Linked DNA regions of Homo sapiens: regions 1, 2, 4 and 5 are each linked to region 3. The links are chromatin loops, found by intact Hi-C in ENCODE. Cell type or tissue: endothelial cell of umbilical vein. All regions are shown on one strand.

Region 1 (5,000 bases), 120 kb before region 3:
TACTTGTTTGAGTCTCTGCTTTCAATTCTTTTGGATATATAACTACAAGTGGAATTGCTGGATTATATGGTAATTCTATGTTTAATTTTTTGAGGAACTGACATATTGTTTTCACATTAAGTGTACCATTTTACATTCCCACTAGTATAAGATTCCAATTTTTCTACATCCTCTCCAACACTTATTATTTTGTTGTTTTTTAATAATAGCTATCCTAAGGGACTCAGAATATATTTTTAATGAGTCACTGACAAATTCACAAATCCCTTTATCTCAGATTTACTCATAAAAGGATTAGAGGTACAATATTTGTCTGGAGAAAGACCTTTTCCACTGCATAAAAACGCTCACATTGGCTATCTAACATGTGGCCCCAGCATCATTAGCAACATACTCAAAGCAATTAAGCCAACAGGCTTGAACCACTGCTTCTCTGACTGGTACAGATCTGTCTCTAACTGCTTTAAGAACTAACTATTCTAACTAATGGAAAAAAACATCTGTAAAAAAAAAAGCTACAAATGGGGATGGCGGGGGATGGGGAGACAGGCTGTAATGCCAGATATCTTTGTTCCTATCTTCATCTGCTAAAAAGGTGAGTCAATCCATTTACCTTAGTCAGGATTAGAAGAGCTAGGAGGGGATATAGATAAAGAAGGAAATTAATTGCTTTAATTGTCAGCTTGTGTTAACATATATATCTCTAAATCCCCATTTCAACTCTTATTTTTTGTGGAACCATCAAGCTTTTCCCCCCTTTTAAAATTTTGGAATCCATTCATCTTTCCTTGCCACAAAACAGTCCTGTGCCAGAATCTGGTTCTTTTCTCAAGGGTATAACATTTCAGCTTGTTATAAACAGCATATGGATATAGATTATGTAATGATAATGTGTGCTACATTCCAAGGACTTACATTTTCTGCATATATGTGAATAGCAAGTAATTTTGCATTGATTTTTTTCTACTCTCAAAATAATATACTAATCAACTAAAACATTAACTTGGTGTATTCCTTTGTGTTTTATAGACAGAATCCCTTCTTTTATTGATTTAAAAGTTTAAAAAAGTTATGTGTTGAAGGAGCCATAATACAAATAATATATAACTACCTAGCTTTTGGGGTAAAATTTTAGATTTGTTCTTAAAGAAACCAAAGATACTGAAGTCCAGTGAAAGATTTCCTAATAACCAACTTCCGAATAATTTGTTAGTGTCAATATTCTACTAGCCTTACATTTTGTGTTTGTCCCATGCTGTTTGAATGTAGCCAAATAGCACATCCAGACTTAGACTTCAGTCTCTTCTGTGCATACTCAGCTACTGCCATTTATAAACAGAAGAGTTAGGCATTATCTTTTAAAACACACAAAGACTTGTGCATGCAGATGAAGCTCTGCACATAAGCGGAGTGTGTATTATAATAATCACTAAGAATTTCTGAAACTCGCATGTCAAAAAGTATCATGTTCACTTCCCAGGATTTTTCAAATAGGAACACACAATGGTTCTGGCTTTCCACTATAACCTGACTTTCACCTCCTTCAAAAAGAACTTTAAAAAAAGAAGAAGAAGAAAAAAGTAAAAGGATATCTGAAGACATTTCTCATCGATAGCTACATGGTCCAGTATATTTGTAATTCTATCCCCTTTTCCTTTATACCAAACGAGTGATGAAAACCTGACAGGAAAGGCAAGAAACATACTAACATTAAATCGCTGGGATGTATTCACAGAAATAGACAGAAACGGGCCTAAGTAGGCACAAAAAAATTAATGCTGGAAACTGTATAGGCAGCAAGTGAAAACCTCTCTGTCATGACAGGAGGAGGTTAAAAAGTTTAAGAAAATTTCTGAATAAAATTACTAAGACTAAAGCAATGAAAGAGATTGATTTTTCAATTTTCTTGAAAAACAGGAGTCAACCTGTGACCCAGCTCCCCAGGTATTACATGCAGGCCTCAGGAATACAGTCATTTAGGAAGTAACTGCTTCAAAGAGTCCAGCTAAAACTACAAAGACGTGAAATTCCAATCAGACACCAGAAATTCTTTGGGGAATAAAAGAATTTTATGACTCATAAGATGAAAATCTCCTGAATACTCACTAAAGTAATCTAATGAAGTATTGTCACTAGGAAAGGAGTTTGATGAATTTATGTGTTATGTAGGCAAATTTTAAGCAAAACAAGAAATTGAGCAAACTTGAACTTGTATTCATTTCTAAGTTTTCCTCTCAGGGTAAAACTAACTTTAAGGGCACCAGACTTGCCTGTATGAAGTGGCATTCTGTAGGATGTCACATTTTTAACTTCTAGGATTCTAAGCAAAATTTCACATCCATTTTTAAAAACTAGAACAGGTCAGCTTAGGAGTAGGTCCAGGATTCAAATGTGAGTCATTTTGAAGGTTCTTAGTCTTCAAATTTAATACAATTTGAAAGAAGCTATAAGAATTGAAGGCAAAGGCTTAAGACAGATGCCAACGTAATAAGAAAGAAGGAGGTCAAGTTTTTCCTGAGGAAATTAACAAACAACAAAAACTAGAGATGCGATCATTTTCTTGACTTTCAGATGATGCTTAAGCATAGGAGAAAATCAACACCAAGGAGGCTACCCTGACCTTACTACTTTTTCCATTTATTTTTAACTTAATTCCAATTCAAAATTTTGCCTGTTCTATATGAAATTCTTTTCTAGTAACAGGCTGTAAAAATACAGCAAGCAATGAAAGCCCTCTGTTTAATCTTTCCCAGGGACAAACAGAGTATAATGTACAATATGTATTATAACTATGTGTTAGATTGCAAATTACTCTTATTTAATTTAGTCTAGTGCTTAGCTTCACCTCTGAAATATCAGTCTGCATCCTTCTATTTTGGTTTGATTCTATAGTCCACTTAAAACAGTAAATGTTTACATTAAAAGGACAAGAGAATGTGTGATGTATTTTAACTGTCAGAAGTGTTGTGAACAGCAGCAGCTGGAAGAAGAATGTGTCGTCCACTTCACTGTTACCCTGAAGCCTTTTAGATTCTTCAAACCAGCACTTACATCCTTCAGTGCTCAGGAAAGAAGGAAGGAAGGAACAAAGAAAGAAGGAAGGAAGGAAAGCAGGCAATTCAATTGTCATCTCTGAAAAAAAAATGTAGTAAAATTTCTAGAATTTACATGTGATCTTTGCATTGGATTCTACACTAACTTTCTGCTAGTGCAGGGACTGAACTGGTCACTGGAAATGGAGCTCTTCTTTCATTATTTTAGGTTGCTGGATCATACTGAGATAAAAACCAGAAGCAAATGAAACAAGCTCTAAGCTTTACTTAGAGGTCTGTATGAACTGTGCATATCCAGTTCCTCTGCAATCATCATTCACATCATCCTGAATTCATTATGATATAGCTGTTGTTAAAGGCCTACTCATAAGACCAAACACTGAAAACAATTTCCTTCCTTTAATATTTCCAGATCTGGTAAAATCCCACTAATAAAACTGGAGAGAAATGTATGACACTCTTACTCTTATTGCAGTGGGCCCAGTGGGAACATGGCTGGAGAGAAATGAAGCCTAAGGATATGCTGGAGGATAAGGACAAAATATGCAGAATTTGATTTCAGGCTTGACACATTCAGTTCAAGAAATATTTGAAGGTGGACAAAAACCTGCATGATCCAACTCCTGCCTACCTCTCCAAACACATCTCAAACCACTCTTCCCCTTGTGCTTCAACCACACTGGTCTTCTCTTGGTTGCCGTAACATATCAAATACTTGCTTTCTCTTCTGCTTTGAACACTCCCCCAAGCTCTTTGTGTGGTTGTATTCTCATACTTTCGACCTTGGCTCAGATATCACCTCCTCAGTAGGCTTTCCCTGAAATGCCTATTTAAATGAGCGTCTCCCTCCACCTACCACCATCATTCCCTATCATGGGATCAACAATATCAAAGGGTTAAATAGATCCTTTCTATTTCCTGCATAGCTCCTATCAAATATCATCCCATTTATTTGTTTCCTTGTTTAGTAACTCCTTAATAGCAGGAGCCCTGTCTGTTTGCCACTGTATCTCCTGTCCCTAAGGCAGTAGATATTGACTTAATGGATGTGTTTAAAACTATACTAGAGGCCAAGGGTAAAACAAGAGGCAACCATACAGTCCCACCCTCAAAAAAATTATAAAGACAATAGAGACTGGTAAGTAATCATAAGAGAGCTGTTTTACAAGGGGCATATAATTCTAGTAGAAAGAAACCCCATGTCTATCTTATGGGGAAAAAAAGGATATTCCAAGGGAGGACACCCCATATGTAGGGGCACGAAACAACAATAACAGCACAATGCATTCTGGGGAATTAGTTTAGCGTTTTCTAAAATACCAATTGCTAAAGATGGGGGTGGGAAGTAGAGAAATTGAACATAGACAGAGAAAGGTCTAGGTCATGAAAGCCTTTGATTGCATGCAAAGGGAGGGATATTTCATCCCATAGTCAATTAGAAGCCCTTGGAAAAACTCTGGGCAGAGGGGTTACATGATTAGATTTGCTAGTGCCAATAATGTCGTACTCCTGTTTGTAAACTTATTTTAAAAACTCACTTAATTAAGGAAGGGCCTGAGTCTATGCTGTACCATATATACTCAATGCCCAGTCCATTAGAGCAAGTGTTGAATTGGTGTTTAAAAGAATAAATGAATAATAGGGATGTAACCACAATGGCAGAGTAGGAGATATCAGCTTTCTCCCTTTAGCACCCCCAAAATAAACATAGACAGCTATCTCCAAACAAAATAACCCCAGAGAGTCCCCAAGATCCTATTTAAGATTTTGCAACAATACAGTGGAGCAAAAAAAAAATATACACACAGAAAATAAATAACTGGTAAGATCAGTATACCTGAGATGCCAGGATATTGCCCAGAACAAAGAAGAATAGCAGAGGTTGTCTGAATCAGCCATGTGGTGAAAACCACCATGGTCCTCAGCAGCCTGCTCTGCAGATGACAA
Region 2 (5,000 bases), 420 kb after region 3:
CTCAAAGACGTAAAAATAGAAATACCATTTGAGAAAATAATCTGTACAACAAACCCCATGACACAGGTGTACCTATATAACAAACCTGCGCACGTACCCCTGAACTTAAAATAACAGTTAAATTAAATAATAAATAAAGTACAGGATGGATCTCGGCTACTCAGAAGGCTGAGACAGGAGGATTACTTGAGCTCAGGAGTTTGACAGCAGTTTGGACAACATAATAAGATCCCATCTCAAAAAATTAAATTAGGCAGGCATGGTGGCTCACAACTGATTGTAATCCCAGCACTTTGGGAGGCCGAGGCAGGTGGATCACCTGAGGTCAGGAGTTCAAGACCAGCCTGGCCAACATGGTGAAGCCCCGTCTCTACTAAAAATACCAAAAAATAGCCAGGCATGGTGGAGGGCACCTGTAATCCCAGCTACTCAGGAGGCTGAGGCAGGAGAATCACTTGAACCCGGGAGGTGGAGTTTGCAGTGGGCCGAGATCGCACCATTGCACTCCAACCTGGGCGACAAGAGTGAGACTCCATCTCAGAAAAAAAAAAATTAATTTAATTAAAATTAAATTTAAATTTAAAAATAAGCAGTACACGGCCAGGCATAGTGGCTCACACCTGTAATCTTAGCACTTTGGGAGGCTGAGGCAGGCAGATTGCTTGAGCTCAGGAGTTCCAGGCCAGCCTGGGCAACATGGAGAAACCGCGGCTCTATAAAAATGTTTTTAAATGAGCTGGGTGTGGTGGCACATGCCTGTGGTCCCAGATACTTGGTGGGCTGAGGCTGGAGGTTCGCTTGACCCTGGGAGGCTGAGATTGCAGTGAGCCAGGATGGCACCACTGCACTCCAGCCTGGATGACAAAGTGAGACCCTGTCTCCAAAAAATAAATAAAAATAAGCAGTACACAATGGAAAAAAAAAATTTGCTTGACACTGATTCTGAGAAAAAAAAAGACTTGGGAATTTAAATCTACCTCAACCACAAATGAACCAATATTGTTATAGTGTATAAAAAGTTGATATAATCTTATTCAATGGAAGCTTCCAGATCGAGTGCAGTAATTGTCCCTATACCTTGCATGAATTGGACCTCACCTGGAATGTTATGTCTCATTCCAGGAAAGACACAGTAAGAACACTGACAATCCCAACTGTCTCCAGGAGATGCTCTGGATTGCTTAGCACAGGGCCTTGGCCCTAAAGCTGCTCAATAAATAAGGACTGAATTATCCCGAATCAATCCTTCATCATCCTTCCTTCCTATCTCCTGAATTGATGAGGAGTCTGGAAATCATGAAAAATGATTAAAGGAAGTTGAAGGGAGGCAACTTCTGGCTTAATATAGAATATGATTTCTAACAGTGCTGCCGCACAAGGAAATGAAACGCCCAACCAAGTAGGGATCTTAGTACAGAGAGTGTTCCAGCAGGTGAGCACTCATGTACCAAGGATGTTACCAAAGGATTGCTTGCAGTAAGTGGGAGACTGAAGCAGGTGACCTCCAAGAGCTCTTTCAACTCTGAGGTCCCTGAAACAGATGTCAGGGTCTGTAGAGGGGATCTCCATGGCCAGCTCAGGACACTGTAGGGCTGGCCCTCCTCCCTCCTCAATGTGAGCCCCTACTCTATATGCTGAGGAATTCCTCAGAAGGTGACTTTACTGACCTGAGGAATTCCTCAGCATATAGAGTAGGGGCTCACATTGGGGAGGGGTGCTGGGCTTCAGCGGCAGCTTTACCCTTTGTGCAGCCAGGGATAGCCACCTGGTGGGGCTTGTTATGACAGAGTGACCTGCACTGGACACAAGGTAGTGTGTATGCCCTAAATCAGACAGAACATTTATTTTCCCTTACTTACAATAAATCACTCTACTTGTTTTAAAAGGAAGCTGGGCCAGGTGAGGTGGCTCACGCCTGTGATCCCAGCACTTTGGGAGGCCGAGGCGGGCAGATCACTTGAGGTCAGGAGTTCGAGACCAGCCTGGCCAACATAGTGAAACCCTGTCTCTACTAAAAATCCAAAAATTAGCCGGGCGTGGTGGCGCTCGCCTGTAATCCCAGCTACTTGGGAGGCTGAGGCAGGAGTATTGCTTGAACCCGGGAGGTGGAGGTTGCAGTGAGCCAAGATCATGCCACTGCACCCCAGCCTGGGTGACAGAGCAAGACTCCGTCTCAAAAAATAAAAATAAAAATAAAATAAAAGGAAGCCGTTTTCGAAGTCATTCTTCAAGAAATAATGATCCTTAGCTGGGAACTTTGTACCTGGGTGCCCCTTATTCAAATGCCACGTCTATATACTTTTTAAACTTTACTAGATTAGAGCACAGGTGAAGGAGGTAACAATGGGACCCATTCTGCCTTTCCTCACACAAGCACTCAGTTAAGAGTAAAATGTCCAGCGTAAATTGCTAGAGCCAAAGCAGCTGGAAAATATTTCCATGAAGCAATAGTGACATCTAGTGGTCAGATGAAATAATCACACTCCTGCTCACTTCAAGTGAAGGAGGGAAAAACAAAACCCCAAGCCTTTTTACTCTCCTTTTATACCTCTTATCCAACCATACCTGACAGGGAATTGGTTGAAAAATCAAAAAAGTCAGTAAAACAGAGAATCATTAAAATTATACATGCAGAGCTCACTAAACACTTTAACCTGGAACATACACCTAACTACGCATGTATTCACCAATCATGTGATGCATGGCCAGGGTCTCTTTCCTGAATGCAGATCCACCAAGTTGCTGCTAGTCTCTGTTGCACAAACCAAACCATTGTACATCATATACAGTGCCCAGCGTTTGCTTATTATATGGTGAGAACCTTAAGACACTTGTGAAACAAAATTCCCTCCGCTGATTTTTATGATTTTTTTTCTCTTATAGTTGTCTCTCTCACCTTTTATTCAATGATGCTTTTTTGGTAACTCAGTTTTATCGAGCCTTTCCAAAGCTTTCATCTTAGATTTTATAGGAACGGCAACTCTTTCTCTTTGTACTCATATTTCATCTGTTTATTAACTATCTGATCAAATACAAATCCTCCAAACATAAACAGGAACAAATGAAATGGAAGGAAGATGTTTATTTCGATAAGGCTTACCTATGTTCATTTTTTTCCTAAGCCAGGGGGCAGGAGTATTTTTAAATCTGATTTAAATTTCCAACGTCCACTGCAATTATTTCATTTCACCTCTCTCTCTCTTTCCTGCAGCGCAATTTCCCCCACCTCCTTCACTTACAGCCCAAACTCCCATCTCCTGTTCAAATGGAGTAGAGATTCCGTCACTCTCTCCCACCTCTACCTGCTGTACTTCCCCACACCAGCTTCTCAACATTCCTGTTTCTTCAGCCTTCCTTCTTATCTCAAAGAAGAGGAAGCTCCCAAGTGTGCATTTACCATTTGGTGTTTGCCTTTCGTTCACCCAACTGTCCTTCCCTGCGGGACTTTAAACTCCGTGAGGGAAGGAATGTGACTTTACTGGTCTGTGAAGCTCCAGAATCCCATCCTGGCCTGAGAACATTGCTCTTAGTGTCAATAATATGAGGTCATGGCTCACTGGAGAATCGGGATAACACCGAGGAGAGTGGTTAGTCATGCCTTTGGGAGACCTTGAGGAACACAGGTCGTCTACCAGGAGAAGCCGTAATGTCATGTCCAACTCCAGCTCAGAGTTTTGTGAACTCAGTTGTAACTACGATTTTTCAGTTCCCAAATACCTTGTCAGTTCTCCCTTCACATGGCAAAACACAGTGTGTTAACTAAGGAAGCCAAGCAGCAAACCCATGGTGTCTCTTACTCTGACAGTCCACCCTATCCCTTGACACTATCCCAGACTTTTGACTTGAAAGCGTAGCCTAACACCTTTAAAGAACCAAGGCTAATGAAGTTTGCATATCTTTAGGGAAGTCCAAGTGCCTTTCACTGGGCCATCAAGTGCTATTGGCAAGAAAGATAAGGCAATAGGAGAGCCAATGTAAAGCAATTTGTTAAGATAATAGAAGAAATGGAAAGGCATTATGCTAATGTTCGCAAATGTATGCCCAATTAAGGCAAATCTGCCTTGGGGCGATAATGCCTGATCCCTGCATTGGACAGAAAGGAATATTTGGAAGTTTTTCTGCCAGCCTAGTCAAATTCAATTCTGTGTGAATATTAGCCCTTGTGAGTAATAACAGACCTCTTTAGCATCCACTAATTCATATTCTTTAACACACCATCATTTTTCCCTCAGATTAGAAACATACTTTTTTTTCTCTTTAGGCTAAAACATGCCATTGTTCTGACGTCCTTTCCGGCTTTATCTAAGAGTGAAAAACAATGCCAAGCGGCCCTTGCCTCTTTCATACACCATGCCCATTAGCTGTACCCCTGTTAATGGGTCTTGGCTTCCATTTCCTGCAAAACTATGACTTTTTAATAATCATGGCCCTTTTGTTCCCAAAGCAACTTAAAAGAGGAGGGACACCAGTGTGGGTCACTGTATTTTAGGATCTAGTTGCCCATGTGGTGTGCACACACCATGAGAGGCCAGCAGTTGTTCCAGTCCAACCCTGACTCTGAGAGAGAAAGATTTTCTGAGTGTCTGTAGTACAATATCCTCTCCCGTTGCCTCCCAGATCACAATCTTCCATTACATCACATTAGTGCAGTGGTTTGGGGGTTGGGGGGACAGGCTTTTAGAAGGACCGTCACCAAGTGGTTAAGAATAAGGGAGCTACAGCCACACACCCAGGTTCAATTTCATCCTCTGCCACTCTCTGGCTCTATGACCTTGAGAAAGTAACATCCTCTCCAAGCTCCAGTTTCCTCATCTATTGCAGAAGAAGGAACACTAAAGCCAGGCGTGGTGGCACGCGCCTGTAGTCCCAGCATTTTGGGAGGCCAAGGCAGGAGGATCACTTGAGCCCAGGAGTTCAAGATTACACCGAGCTATGATTGTGCCACTGCACTTCAGCCTGCGTGGAAAAGTGAGACCCTGTCTCTTAAAAATAAAAGAAGA
Region 3 (5,000 bases):
GGGTTGTAAGGATTGTGGAAATGAATGTTACTCAAAGTAGAGTGGTGATTTATAACCAATTTCCGTCTTCAAATTAGGGCCCAAGTAAAAGAAAATGAAATTTAGCAAAGCATGATGGTGTATCATTTCCTGCAGCAGAAACACCCAGTTGGCCCTGTGCCTTCACTATGTACAGTACAACAAGCAGCAACCTGAGGGAAGCCCACAGGCTCGAAGGGCTACTGGCTGGCTCTTTGTCACCAAATGCAGCAGGTTGAATGCAGACATCACTGTGATATCTTCACCAACAAAACGAGAAGCAAAGAACAGGGGCAAGAGCTGAGTAGGAGAAAAAACAAAAACAAAAATCAAATTAAAACATCACAAATATTAAACACATTCATTGCACAACTGATGGTTACAGTTTTATCTGGAACTGAACACATGCACATACTGCTAATAAATTTCAAACGCCTATTTTTCAGCCCGTGAGCTTACTTTCAATCTAGCTTTATTTGTACCTTAGAGGTAAAATACACACTACATGATAGCAGTGCAATCTGTGAACACAGTTTACAAGAGGTTGAGAAAAGAGAGGAAGTTTAAAAACAGTTGAAAGGAATTCACATTTACTGAGTTCATACCATGTGACAGGAACTGTCTGGAGCCTAATATACACGTTGTATCATTTAATTCTTACAATAAACCAAGGAGGTAGGTTTTATGCCCCAATACGTATGTGAAGAAACTGTGACTCAAAAGTCCAAGGGCACAAAGCAAATAACCAGTGGAAAAAGGACTAAAAAACCCTGCTATACTGACTGCAAAGCCATGTTCTTTCCTTACACCATGCTGCCTTCTTCCAGCAATTATTGGCAAATCTCCCTCCCTGGAGAAGACTATAAAATAATAAGATTAAGAGACACATTTTGTTAGAATTTCATTTTATAAAATAGAGACCCAGAAAACCTAAGGACAATTAAGGGACTTCACTTTCAAAACAGCGTTAAGTTCGAATAAAGCATGGCAAATATGAATTTTCATTTAATTATATGATTTATAATTTCTAGGTCAATCCTGTGAATAATATTCATGATTTAGTAATTCAAAAAGTGTAAAAATGTTTTTTAATGTCTTTGGAAATGAATTATGTGGAAGAATCTAAAAATTGTGTAGATATTAAACTTTAGAGAAAAGTTCAATTCTTAGGATTTTCTTAAAAGTTTTTTACAATATTTCAATTGGTAAAGATTAACTTTAAATGCAAATGGAAAATACTAGATTAATAAACTTCATATATGTTGTTTCAAATTAGCATTTTAAGTGACTTTAACCATTAAATGTCCAAAAATTAATATAAAATTAATGTCTTGTTCATTTCCTGACCACTTCCCCTGCTTCCCGCCCCAAAAAAAGTCTGTTCCGGACTCTTCTGACCTCCTTGAAGAACAAACATATAATAAACAGTAATATATTTTACTAAATCACTCTGGAGTATATCTGACAGAAATCTGCTTGTATTAACATGCCTGAACTCTGACTTCCCCAAACTAAACTCACTACAAGACTAAAACATTTTTGTGTTACTAACTGCAGACAAAGAGGAGGGAAAAGGAAGGTAAGTATCACAATGCACAGCCTGAAAGAACCATTAAACATAAATAAACATGTCATTTTCACGAGTGACTGCAGAGCAGGGAAAAGAGAGCATTCCTTTGGAGCAGACTACTGACTAATAAAAGATCAAAGGTCTATACCTCACAACACTATAAATAAAAATGTATTTTTTCCCTGTGACCCTTCTCTGTGAGGAATAAAGCACACACAGTAAATGTAATTACTTAGCAAAGCTGCAGTCTCACTGTGCTTCCACAGCTGACCATAAAACGTCTTCCTATTCTGTTTCATCAACTCCTGTACCAGGCAGCCTGGGCGCCTACCAACCACGGTGGCCATCTGGCTTATGTCAAAGCCAGCGCACAGGAAGAGAGGCAGTGATGTCACTCTGCAGGTCAGGGAAAGAACAAAGATGCATTCTACAATTAAAACCTGAGGGCCACAAATACCGGGAGCCCTCCAGCATGATATGACTGTGTGATTTAATATTCTGTTGCCTGTATTTCTACCCAAATAGCCAGGGCTCCATCTAGTGGCAAATTAGTTTTGCCCAGCTTTTTGAAAATAGACCCAGAAAGTACATACATTAGCACCAACAAAGTGGGGCAACTAAAATGACTACTTTTAGAGCAGTCTAGTCTTTCTATACTGAAGAATGCAAAAAGCACAATTTGTCACACTGTTCTCCATTTTCTAATCCTAAAAGAATGTGTTTCATAGGTTAGGATTTGATATTATCCGAATTATTTTAATGCCTGCATGGATAGTAGAAAAGGATTGAAGTTTGCAAAATGCATGCAAAGTAGCATTACTCATAAACCACTCTGAAAATATGTAGCTGAGACATAAAGTGAAAACCAGTTCTAAAGAATGGATGTATGCATCTGGATGCCTTGGTTACATCAAACTAATACTCATACTTCCACAGAACAAAAGAATCATAGTTAATATGGCTCTAACATGTATTTTTATACTGAAATGATTTAACAAAATTATTTTAGCTCATGTTTTCCACCTAATTAATGTTTGCGGTAAATAAAATAAAACACTTTAACAAACAGATCTAAAATACATATATTTGCATGAAAGATGGGATATCACAATGGATGTGTGTGATCCGTGAACACAGACCATCTGGGTTTGAATGCTGGTCATGCCCATAGCCAATTCTGTGACCTTGGACAACTTGCTTACCCTCTCGGGGCCTCAGTTTCCTCACTTATAAGATAATGATTAAATAAGTTAATTGGTTAAAAGTGCTTGGTACAACTCCTGGGACATAGTATATGCTCAGGAAATGTTAGCTATTATTATTTAAATATGCCAAATATTTGCTAGTTTTAAATGCATGAATTAGAAAATTGTAACAGTACATTTATATCCACTCCTTCTTAGAGTTAACAAGCTATTCTCCAAAGAATCCTATTTAGGCCAGAAAACCACTACTTGATAGGTTTCCACAGTAAATTATTCTAATGAAAACAAACAACAGAGAAATCCTAAAGATAACAGTTGACTGTGCACACAGCATGTGCCATGCACTGCTCTAAGCATTTCACATTTATTAGCCCTTTTAATCCCCACAACCTCATGAGGTATATACTATCATTTTCCCCTTTTTAGACACAGAGACTGAGGCATAGGGAGGTTAAGTAAATGGCCTAAGGTCTTACACTTAGTAAGGGGCAGGGACCTTAAGTAATTGGGTAATCTGATTGATACATGTGAACTCAGGACATTCACCTCCAAAGCCAGTGCTCTTGACCACTACACAACTGGCAATGAAAAGCCTTATGATGCACCAACCAACTCTAAATACTCTGATTCCATGTTTCCCCACTAGGTAGTATGACGAACATGTAATAAGGAAACTTAATTCAAGAAGATTACTTGATGGCCAGACGAGGTGGCTCACACTGTAATCCCAGCATTCTGGGAGGCTGAGGTGGGCAGATTACTTGAGGTCAGGAGTTCCAGACCAACCTGACCAACACGGCGAAACTAAAAGTACAAAAACTAACCAGGCATGGTGGTGGGCGCCTGCAATCCCAGCTACTCAGGAGGCTGAGGCAGGAGAATCGCTTGAACCTGGGAGGCAGAGATTACAGTGACCTGAGATTGCGTACTGCACTCCAGCCTGGGCAACAGAGAAAGACCCTGTCTCAAAAAAAAAAAAAAGAAAAATAACAAAAAAGAAGAAGATTACTTGAAGATTCTCTCCCTTGACATTCTCAGATTTCTAGACTTGATATTTCTAGTTCCACCACATGCAACTTCAACTGCTTTCAACTTCAACTTTTTCTTTAAATTCTTTGGAAATACCTTCACAATCTGTAAAGCTAACTCTATGTTAATCTACCAAAACTTCAAAATGTTGACAATGTACTTTTGAGGACCAAACAAACTAACAGCTACTTCCACTCTCAGATCACCTAAATTGAAGTTTCAATTCGGCAGCTTTCACCCGTTTGTATTCCCTGAACTGTCTGAGTGAAGGCCATTGCCAGAAACAATCCTAGTCCTGAAAGCAAAAGCTTAGCATTAAACACCCTGTAGAAATCAGCATTGAGCAAGGATCACCAGAAAATCCATAATTCTCCAAGTTTATTCTCAACTTCCTCACTTTCGCATTGCCTTTTATTCAATTAACTACATGGATGAATGACATTTACAGATAATCCATCCACCTCGGCCTCCCAAAGTGCTGGGATTACAGGCGTGAGCCACCATACCCAACCTAATCAACATGTTATTTTTTTAAAAGCCAGACAAGATGTCTCATGAATCTTCCTAATCTCCCAAAATATCTGGTAGATAATTTTGAAAATAGTGGGCATTTAAAAATACTGACTGCACAATACCTAATGAGCAGTATCACATTATGTGTTAAGAACAGAATTAGATTCCATAATTGTCTATAATTTCCTGCTTAAAACATTTTGATGATTCCCCCTTGTATATCACAGGGTTCTCCAAACCATGTTCTGAGAAACATAATATAGCCGCTCCTTCCACAAGTTTAGCAGTCAAATAGTCATGGAAATGCTAACCAATATAAAGGGTCTGAGAAGTCTTCAATAGATATGGCTGCTTAACTTCGTCTCAATTGGTGCCTCTGAAATGTTTCTCATCATACAAAACCCCTTTCTGTCCTATCACCCAGCCCCCAGAACACATTCTGATAAATCCTTCTGATAAAGCCCAAATTCCTAAACAAAGCATCTAAAGTATCTAAAGTTCTACACTCAGCTGCTGCTGAACTCTTCAGCCTTTTCCCTTGCCATACCTCTACAACCCACCGCACCCCACACTCCTGCCATACTAACATGGTGGTAATTTTTGTAATAGGTCAGCTGTTTCCTATTTTCACCTCCATGTCTTCGTTCCAGATCCTTACTATCTTT
Region 4 (5,000 bases), 800 kb before region 3:
GGGGTTGTATATTTCATAACTTTGGCACTATATTTTAAGTTTCTCCAGGGAGGAGACCATTCTGTGGTTTGATACATCCTACATTAAAATCAGATAAAGAACATGCATTTCTTAAAGGACCTGATACATATTTGGAACTCCTTAAAATCTTTCTTTTTACTTTCTGTTTCTTCCAGCATTACCCAACATGATATCACACAGATAGCAGTCATCCCATAGTTTACTACTTAATAAATTGGTTAGTCTATTGATTCCAGCTTTCCAAAGGGCCTATTATTTTAAAATATTTGACACTAGAATATTTGAACTATTTATCTTCCCTATAACCACTGATATTCTAATTATGATATATTCGGTCCTGATCTTGAGCTATCACACAAAGTTATCAATTTCTAACAACCCTGCATAATGAAAAGATTTCAGGAGCAGAAGATGAAATTTTTTCTTGCCAAATTATATCTTTCTCTGTGGGCCTGTAGTAATTTGCATTGCTGGTTTACGTAGTACAATATTTTAGTGTGTGCTTATTATACTATCTTAACTCCCTGAGATTTACCAAGGACAAATGTGATTTTAATATTATATTGTATTTCATTTCACAGGTTTGTTTCATAACCTCAATAGTTATTTCTAGTTGTGATTCTGTTTCCTTTCTAAATGTGTTAATAAAATGCTTGCATTAAGATTGGCTTGACTCCAGAATCTGATATGGTCATGCTTCAAGTAAGTGATAAAACTCATGACAATATGGCACTTGGAGATGTTTGAATGCATCCTAACTATACAAGTGGGGAAATTCTTAGGTCCTTACAGAGTTAAATTAAGGTCAGACCTGGTTTCCGACACGAAGTTCAGATGTATTGGCAGATCCCCATGCTTGCATTTATTATACTGTAATTTGGGGCTTAAAGAGTTATATCCAGTCCATCCCCAACATCTGGATAGTGTTTATAACGATCACATTTGATCCTAATGTAATTTTGTTGGGGAATTCACTAGAATTCCTCTGTTGGCTACATTACAACTGAACATGAGATCTGCTAAAATATTACTAAAAAACTAGTGAATATCCATAGAGAATACAAAAATAGTTAGATTTCATCTCCCCTCCCCTTCCCTTCCCCGGCCAATAGCCACTAGCCCATCATACTCCCCTATCTGGGCTTCCTTGTTTCCATTGATAGAATGGGGGTGATGCTTTAATAGCAGCTAACATTTGTCAAGGGTTTTGAATCCTGAAAAGCAGAGCAGGCACAAAAATCTTTCAAGGATGATTATTGTATGTGTGCAACCTCAATGGCAGTGTCACAGACTCAACTGATGTAGATGACATGGGCATGATGGCAATTTTTCCTTTCATTTTCATTTTGATTTAGATGCTATTGCATAGAGTTAGGAAGACATTATTTGGGAAAGTAGAGCCAAAGGATTGGTTTTAACCACCCTTCCCCCATCAATGGAAGCCCCAAATGAATCAAACGGAACCTTTTAAGGTTGTAAAGGGAGCCTTTAATTATGTGAGATTGACAAGGGGGACATTTGGGAAGTTTGGCAATGCAGTTTCAGGGCCTCCCAGCCCTGCCAGCAGGAAGATTATTAACATATTTCATGTAATTTGTGCATTGCTATGTACCCTCCTCATGAAATAATTTTAGCATTCAAAAAGAGACAGCTGGGAAGAGGAAAAGACAGATAGGGAAGGACAGAGACTGTAAGAGTCTTTAGAAAGGGAAAATTATTTCATTAAATCTAAAGAGCATATGCTTTTCTGATGTATACCATATGCAAGTCTATGCAAATTATTTAATAGCACTGCACTCAGAGTAATTTCCATTTCCTCCCTAGCTTGTGACGGGACTATTCCTTTTAATCAGATTAGATGACATTCTCCGCAAACTTTTGGGGGTTTTAACTTAATTTGCCATGCTAAGTAGTTAGGGTAATTTGAAATAAAGCAATCAGTGGGCAGAAAAGAATGAAGCCAAACCTCGTTTCTGTCTTTGAGATGAGAGGCTGGCCGGCTGTGTGAGCCCCACAGGACTTCTTTCTCTTCTTCTCTCCTGCTCCTCAGCACCTGAGACCTCAGCAGAGTTTCCAATGGTCAGTTGTGTTGTTTTGATGGCACCTAATCAGGTCTGTTTCCCATCCATGGGGCTCGCGTGCGATGCTGCATTCCATTAGGCCTCCACTGTCACAATTTATGGTGCTGCCTCAAGTAATGATGGAAAAATGAATTCACATTCCTTAAAAAATTTTTCACCTGGGGAGGTCGTGGACACCTAAAGGGGTCTTTGAAATGGTCTGAAGGGGCCCTGCAGATATTCCATTCTAGAGGTTCTGGAGAAAGGGAGCTATAATCATCTAGTACCATGGATGGACAAGAGTTATCAAGGAAAGTCCTGGCAGGAAAGAATTCACATGGGACGCACGCCTGAAGGGACAGCAACCGATCAAGGGCGGCTGTGCTGCAGTAGTGCCAGCCCTTGGCAAAACTGTGAAGCTTGTTTTGGGGCATTGCTCACAGTTCTGCAAGCGGTGTGTTTGTTGCACAATCCCAGAGGGTCCATTGTCTTGTAGTCATAGGGCAATCTGTGTGTTAATACCAAATTTTTCCAGCAGATGGCAGTAAAGGGTCTTGAGGAAGGAGTGACTTCTAAAATCTTATCAGGTTGCAGTTTGGACTAGACTAGAGGGCCATCGGCCTTCCCTTTCACGGTTCTCTGTTTTACGGATGGCGGTGTTTGAGGAAAGGGAAGATTTTAATTGCTTAAACGAATTCCCTGCAAAGTGTTAGCAGATGAGGTTTAAATATCATCTATATTAGGGCTGTTAGGGATTTACTAGCCACCAAGATATAAAAGAGAGAACTTTAATGGTGAAATTTCATGCACTGAGACAAAGAGAAAAAATTGCTTTTTCCTTTCTTTCCTTTTTTTCTTCACACCCACCTTCCTTCCAAGACAATGCTTCAGCTGGGATCTTGGTTTTGAGGCACCGAGGTCGGCTCCCAGGATCTGTTCCTGTAGCACATGGAGGCACTTCTTATCAAAGATTTTTGAATGTAAACAGGCTGCAATCAATTAACTCTTTAAAAATTACTAAGGGCAGGCCGGGCGCCCAGCAATTTGGGAGGCTAGGGTGGGCGAATCACGTGAGGTCAGGAGTTCGAGGCCAGCCTGACCAATATGATGAAACCCGTCTTTACTAAAAATACAAAAAAATTAGCCAGACATGGTAGCATGTGCCTGTAATCCCAGCTACTGTCTCAGAGGCTGAGACAGGAGAATCACTTGAATCTGGGAGGCAGAGGTTGCAGTGAGCCGAGATGGCGCCATTGCACTCAAGTCTGGGCAACAAGAGTGAAACTCCGTCTCAAAAAAAAAAAAAAAAAAAAATTACTAACGACATCATATAACCAATCCAGGATCCTTCCTACATGCAGGGAGGAAAGAGGAATAAAGTTTTCTGAGTGCCTATTGGGTCTTTCCTTTCATTATTTTTCTTAATCCTGGATGCCATCCTTTTAGGTGGTTATCATTTTCCTCATTTTACATAGAAGTAAATGGGTAGTCAGAGAAGGTAAGGCACCTCCAGGAAGTCTCCCAGTTAACATGTGGATTCAAATCTTTTATTTATTTATTTTTATTTTATTTTATTATTATTATTTTTTAATAGAAATAAAGATGGATGTCTCACTATGTTGCCCAGGCTGGTCTCAAACTCCTGAGCTCAAGCGATCTTCCCCTCTTACCTCCCAAGGTGCTGGGATTACAGGCGTGAGCCACGGAGCCCTTCCTGGATCCAAATTTTCACCTGTCTGATCCCAAAGCCCAGCCTCATGTCAGTAGAGTGCTCTACCACATAACTACTAAAGATAGGACTAAAGATGACTTCTTTTTTATTATTTTGAGTTTTTTGTTGTTGTTGAATAGGCAAAATATATACATGTACGACAAATTCAAATACACAGTCGCAAATACATTTCTCTGGTTTCATGCCTTGTCTGGGGCCACCCTCCCACAGGCAACCACAGTTATAGTTTCCTATGTAGTCTTTCAGAAACGTTTTGGGCTTTTATAATATAAGCATATACATATATATCCTTTTTTTCCTTACATAAATGGTAGCTCACGAAACACACTGTTGCGTCTGTCTTTTTTCACTTAACAGCATATCTTGGAGGTGGGCTAAATAATTCTCTTTAAGAGCTTCAGAGTTGGAAATACTTTCCATCTTATGTATGTACCATAATTTTATTTAACTGAAATTGATCTATTTAACTGATATATTTATTCAAATGAGATTGATGACCCTTACAAAGATTACATTGTTAAATGACCATATTCCACTCAGTGTAGCCAGCCTTCAAAACCTTGCTGATGAATGAATGCCTCAAAATTGCAATAAGCATATGGCTTCCCAGAGTGACTTAATATCGGGTAAGCTTCTGAAAAGTTTATTTTGTGCTTTAAAAAGTATTCTCATTTCTAACATATGCATTTGCATGTGCACACACATACATTCTCACCACTTGAACCAGAATTAAAGGTTACCAATGAAAGAGACCAGGGTCTCAAGATGTTCAAGAAAAGTGAGCAGTGCTTATTGGATCTTTATCCCTCTTTTATAGTAGTGAGACAATAAAACAGAGTCTGTGGTCTGTCTAAACCTCAACTCAGCTTCTTTGGAGTAGGATGATTTGGATCAGTAAGAATCAAGTAGGAGTAGATCAGCCTTCCGGGAGAGACAGAGAAGGAAATCACAAAAGAAGCAATTCTATAATCTCTATAGATAAAGAAGGAAATTCCTTTTTAATCCAGTAAACTTTAAGCTATTTAGATAGAAAGAGTCTTTTCATGGCTAATGTGAATGCCAGTCTGCTTTCTATGTTGACACCTTATGAATTGTAACTCTAAAAGTGCTCATCATGGACGAGGTTCTCTACAAAATTTAAAAAAAAATTAGCCAGGTGTGGTTGTGCACACCTTTACTACCAGCTA
Region 5 (5,000 bases), 580 kb before region 3:
AAATTTTGCCCTTGACAGCAAAAGTAGATATACTTGTGCATTAATATTGATCAGTCATTATCAATTGACCAGGCACAATTTGGTGAATATGTTAATTTTTCCCAACAGCCATGAGCATGCAAATACAGGCTGAGTGTCTGAAATGCTTGAGACCAGAACTGTTTTGCATTTCTGATTTTCTTCAGATTTTGGAATATTTGTCTTATACTTACCTCTTCAGCATCTCTAATCTGGAAATCTGAAATCCAAAATGTTCTTATGAGCAGTTCATTCAAATATCATGTAACTGCTCAAAAAGTTTTGGATTTTGGAAGATTTCAGATTTCAGGTTTTCAAATTAGGGATATTCAATCTGTATATAAAAAATATGAGAGCCAGATACGGTGGCTCACACCTGTAATCCCAGCACTTTGGGAGGCCGAGGTGGGTGGATCACTTGAGGTCAGGAGTTCAAGACCAACCTGGCCAACATGGCAAAATCTCATCTCTACTAAAAACACAAAAATTAGCTGGGCGTGGTGGTGCGCGCCTGTAATCCCAGTTACCCGGGAGGCTGAGGCAAGAGAATTGCTTGAACCTGGGAGGTTGGAGGTTGCAGTGAGCTGAGATTGGGCCACCGTACTCTAGCCTGGGCGACAGAGTGAGACTGCGTCTCAAACTAACAAACCGAACCACGAGATTATTTTTCCCAGTTTTCAATTGTGTCCTGAACTCTCTATCTTAAACAATGCATAGGTATGAAAATAACAACTGGTACATTGATTTTAATAGGGGAGAATTTATTTGGAAAGCAAGAATGTTTATTGTAAACTGTGCCTCTTTCTGGAAATATTTACAATTTTCAAAGAAGTGGCCTTAGCAAAACTGTTAGTACAGCCCTTGATTTGCAGGTGAAAAAAAAGCAGTGCATAGACATTAACCTAAATTCAAGTTAGGATTAAGGTCAACATTAAGGGGTAAGCAGGACATAGCACAGTGACTAAGTGCATAGGAGCATTTATTAGCTGAGTGATCTTGAACAAGTTATTTAACTTCTCTCTAAGTCTCACTTTCCTCATCACAAAAGGAAGAAATATTTCATAAGGTTGTTGTGGAAACTGAGGTAATATATAGACAGTACTTTGCACAATACCAGACACCCAGTAAGGGCTCAAGAAATGGTATTGTTGTTATCCTTATCTTTAACAAGTGATTCACAACCAGTTAGTGTCAGAACAGGATGCAAAGCACTTTTGGAGTATCTGTTGCTATAAACCGAGTTCCTTATCCTTTGCATCTATCTGGGTCTAAGGAGGCAAGATCACATAGCATTAACATTTTCCACAAATGTGGTGTGATCCATCGCCTTTCCTCTTCTTTCACCCCTAGAGTAAGCCTTCAGCCTCTTAGGAAGTGTTTTCCATCAGAATTTAGCTTTGAAGTTGAACATTTTAAACTCTGTTGGGAAGGTTCAGACGCACATTGACAAAGAAGATAAACAAAGAGTCAGGAAATCTAAACGGGGAAGATGCCATGGCTCACATTACCTGCTTCCTCCTAGTTGGAGTTGAGCTCTTCCTGGAAGCGGGGCAGAGTCTGCCATTTGATTAAACAATTCAACATCAAAGCTGAACAAAAACATATAATCAATCTGATCTTAATTCAAGTGTGCCTACCCCTCCTTGTGAAAAGCAGCCTTGTTTTAAAAAATATTTCCCTAGCAGATCAGGTATTTTTGAACAACTCCCTATCGTTTCTGCTTCACTTCCATCTCAAGTTCTGGTTCACATAACTAGCCAACATTTACTGAGGGCCCATTAAGTGGCCAGGCATTGTGCCAAGTGCTTTGTTTATGCTTTCTCATTTAATTGTCACAACAACCCTTAGAGGTATTTTCTCATCCCCATTTTACAGATGAGATGGAGGCTGGGGAGAGTAAGTCACTTGTCCAGGGTTACACTATTAAGAGCTGAGCGATTAAAACCAAACAGCAGTGGGGACAGGCCCTCAGGAGACATTTCTACTCCTGGCTTGGTCACTGCTCAGATACGTCACATGTCTTCTAGGCCTCAGTTTCCCGGCTTGGAGAGGATGCAGCCTCTCTAGAAGTTCCCTTCCACAGCCTGCGGCAGCTTCCCAGGGCGGGCGGGCTGCTTTGTTTCCACACTCAGCTGCTGTGGCTGGGGCCTCCCTGGGCTCTGCCCTGTTTTGTTTTTGCTGCTGGACCTGCTACAGACGCAACCCTGGCAGCGCAGCCCGGAGCACAGCCGAGGCTTCCTCTTTCTCTCAGTTCCTGGCTGCTTCAGTATGAACAGAAAAGGTGGGCAGGGGCCAACTGGCAGGAGCCTCCGAAATAGCAGCACATGATCCTCCTACCAGCAGCAGAAAGGCCAGCCCGCAAGACCTCGCCGCCTGCCCAGCTCTGTCATTGACTAAGGTTGCTTTTGTCAGTACAGCCGCCAGGGGTTTCCACGCTCATTCCCCTCCGGACAAGGTGGACAGCTTTGGTGATAGACAACTGGGAGGTAAAACTCCACAGAGCCATGCCAGCGACTGACCGCCCAGGGACAGGAGATGGAGACGTTCAGCTGCAAAGGCTACGGAGGAACCCCCGCAATTGGAATCTCTCCATGCCTTCTGCAGCATGGAAACATACTCCGGGACCTACCGGGGCTCTCTCGGGCCACCTCTGAGTGCAAGGGAAAAGAGTGCAGTTCAAGGAAGGGAATGTGTCTGTCATCCCACCACTTGCGCGCAAGGCCAGTTCCGGGATCAGCAGGCTTCCTTCACCAGCACGGGCTCTTCATTAGCAACCACTGGGAGGGAATGTGTGCGGAGTCAGTGAGTGAAGCTCTCCTTCAGCAATTTCTCTCCTCCTCTCATATTTCTCCCCTCTCTCTCTCTCTTTCTCCCTCCCTCCCTCCCTCCCTCCTTCGCTCCCTCTGGGTCCAGGACAATACTCAGGCCAGGACAGTTCCAGTCATAACTGGATCTTTCCATTACTTGGTAGCACACAGGAGGATTTGTTGGAGTGGTTTTTTGTTTTGTTTTGTTCTGCTACTATTAAGCAAGATTGCTTCATAATCCTTTAAGGGTTTTTTTTAGCCAAGTCTTATTTACATATCCTGGCCAGCAAGCACGTGATTAACCCAAGGATGTTGGAGGGAAGGCAGATGCTACATCTGAAAAAAATCTGATTATGTTTCATTCTGGAGATACAAACAGCCGAGCTGTCAAAAGGACAACAGTCTCTTGGGCCAACATGACACCAAACTCTCAAACTCTGGAGACCCTCAGAGACAAGGAGGAGGAGCTGCTGAGGTAGGGGCACAGATGCGAGGAGTTCTTCTCCCTCTCTCCTTCTCTTTCACTATCTCCACTTTGGGGGCAAAGTGTCAGGATAGCCAGAGGTACACATAATCTAATACATGGAAATGGTGGTAAACTGCCTGTCAATTCACCGCACCACCATAATATGTCTAAAATGTGGTGCCTGTCTACAACTTACATGCCACCCAGAAAACAAGCTGCACTGGCATTTCTGCATTGACAGAAAGGACATTTGAAAATTTTCCCTACAGGCATTATTTCAACTGATATTTACGAGTGGTTTTATGGGATAGAATCGTGCCAGTCATATCAAGGAACTTTTCATATCTTTCAACCCATGCTAAGATAAATAGAGCCAGTTATGATTATTCTCATTTCTTGAAAGGTACCTAATGATCCACCAGAAAGTTAAATGAATCCTCACTTATCAGAGGAATTTTTTTTTTAAGTAAAAGAAACCTAAACCCCAAGACCTAGACTCCTGGAATAAGAATCTCTTTACCAGTGAAAATTCTTAAACATTAAATAAGCATTTACCGGGAGATATCGATGAGGTCTTAACTGTACATTGTCTGATTCTGAGGCAAAACATACAAATACAAACACTGAACTAGTACTTCTAACTCATCCTTCCATGCTACCTGCTGTGTGACCTTAAGCAAGTCATTTATCTTCCCTAAGTATACATTTTGTTATCTTTAATATACAGGGACTGTGTTTGAGGTCTCTAATTTCCCATATAGCTCTAAAATGAAATATTTGTTTAATGAAAGAATCTATTAACATTGTCAACAGCAGTTTTTATTTTAATCTTTAAATACAAAGGGCAACACGTGTTTCATGGCACAAAAATCCTTCATTGCCATAACCTCTGAGAGAAATATTTTTGCAAAGTTTTCTTGCTCTTCTTGGGAAAAAACAATCATGCCATTAGGTTCTGTGAGTGAGGAGATGCCAGTGATACAGGATGAGGGATAGAGGTTTTATTTATTTGCTTTGACCTGAAATGCTTTCAAAGTGCTAGGATTTTCCCCGTGAAAAATGCTTTGCTTCTAATATTATCTCCAGTGATCAAGAGTTAGTGTCAAAGGTTTGTGAATGGATTTCAGAATGTGCAAGTGGCACCTCCCATCGTTAGCTGTCTACATTTTTTTATAACCACTTGCATACTTTTGGTCAACCACTGTAAAATAAACAGTCCTTCTCAAATGTTTTTGTTTTCTTTGACAGCACAGCAATAATTCACTTGGAATGCTGCAGAATAGAATAGCACTTTAATGCTGTTGTAAGGATGGCTTTTATGATTTCTATTCATCGAGTTGTTTTTAAGTTAAAAGATACCAGACTGAAAAGAACATAAATCCCTGTGGAGATATGTTATGCTTAGATCTTTGCACCCTGTTCCCACCCAAGGATATATACATAGAATATATGTATAAACACACATCCACATATGCATAAATATATGTGTACATATACGCTCAATATAGACATTTAACACAACATTCACCTAAAGTGTTTACTGTTTTTGTTTTTGTACTTTTGTTTTAAATTTGAGAAGTATAGCATCTAGATTATAGTAGAGTTTTGTGTTCATGCAAATGAAGATGTAAATTAATGTTTATTCCTACCTAGAAAAGTTTCAGGAAAAAAATGTCATAACACACTTTTGCTTACTTGGTACATACTCT

What was found. Peaks named below come from ENCODE experiments on the same cell type or tissue, not always from the same donor. Only the 100,000 strongest peaks of a DNase experiment are listed, where the experiment ranks them.
Region 1: it touches region 3 in a loop (4-fold over the local background); 3 of 110 quality-filtered maps call a loop at or near these places.
Region 2: it touches region 3 in a loop (9-fold over the local background); 5 of 110 quality-filtered maps call a loop at or near these places.
Region 4: a loop joins it to region 3, with 7 times the contacts of the local background. A loop is called at or near these places in 21 of 110 quality-filtered maps.
Region 5: it touches region 3 in a loop (4-fold over the local background); 9 of 110 quality-filtered maps call a loop at or near these places.

What each region holds. Positions count from the first base shown.
Region 1 is chr12:65,428,162-65,433,161 of GRCh38, reverse strand. The region is part of intron 5 of MSRB3 (methionine sulfoxide reductase B3); the gene reads right to left. Among named protein-coding and RNA genes, the nearest start is that of MSRB3, 150 kb to the right of the region's middle. RefSeq lists an enhancer at 1,430-2,629. In endothelial cell of umbilical vein, no CTCF peak of the experiment used is centred here; a DNase peak (open chromatin) is centred at 2,051; H3K27ac peaks cover 3,769 bases.
Region 2 is chr12:64,888,528-64,893,527 of GRCh38, reverse strand. All of the region lies in intron 1 of LINC02389 (long intergenic non-protein coding RNA 2389), which reads right to left. Among named protein-coding and RNA genes, the nearest start is that of LINC02389, 7.3 kb to the right of the region's middle. RefSeq lists enhancers at 3,391-4,032, 4,033-4,675. In endothelial cell of umbilical vein, a CTCF peak has its summit at 2,470 (motif pointing left); a DNase peak (open chromatin) is centred at 2,447.
Region 3 is chr12:65,303,847-65,308,846 of GRCh38, reverse strand. MSRB3 (methionine sulfoxide reductase B3) reads right to left here. Exons shown (of 7, transcript NM_001031679.3): 2 at 192-318. The coding sequence starts at 267. Among named protein-coding and RNA genes, the nearest start is that of MSRB3, 28 kb to the right of the region's middle. In endothelial cell of umbilical vein, a CTCF peak has its summit at 2,129 (motif pointing left); DNase peaks (open chromatin) are centred at 116, 666 and 2,026; H3K27ac peaks cover 3,435 bases.
Region 4 is chr12:66,105,207-66,110,206 of GRCh38, reverse strand. No RefSeq gene overlaps it. Among named protein-coding and RNA genes, the nearest start is that of LLPH, 23 kb to the left of the region's middle. RefSeq lists an enhancer at 2,416-2,917. In endothelial cell of umbilical vein, a CTCF peak has its summit at 2,622 (motif pointing right); a DNase peak (open chromatin) is centred at 2,646.
Region 5 is chr12:65,879,538-65,884,537 of GRCh38, reverse strand. All of the region lies in intron 3 of HMGA2 (high mobility group AT-hook 2), which reads right to left. It overlaps HMGA2-AS1 (HMGA2 antisense RNA 1), which reads left to right and starts at 2,213. Exons shown (of 3, transcript NR_158985.1): 1 at 2,213-2,820. In endothelial cell of umbilical vein, a CTCF peak has its summit at 2,443; DNase peaks (open chromatin) are centred at 1,357, 1,487, 2,317 and 4,457; H3K4me3 peaks cover 395 bases; H3K27ac peaks cover 3,671 bases.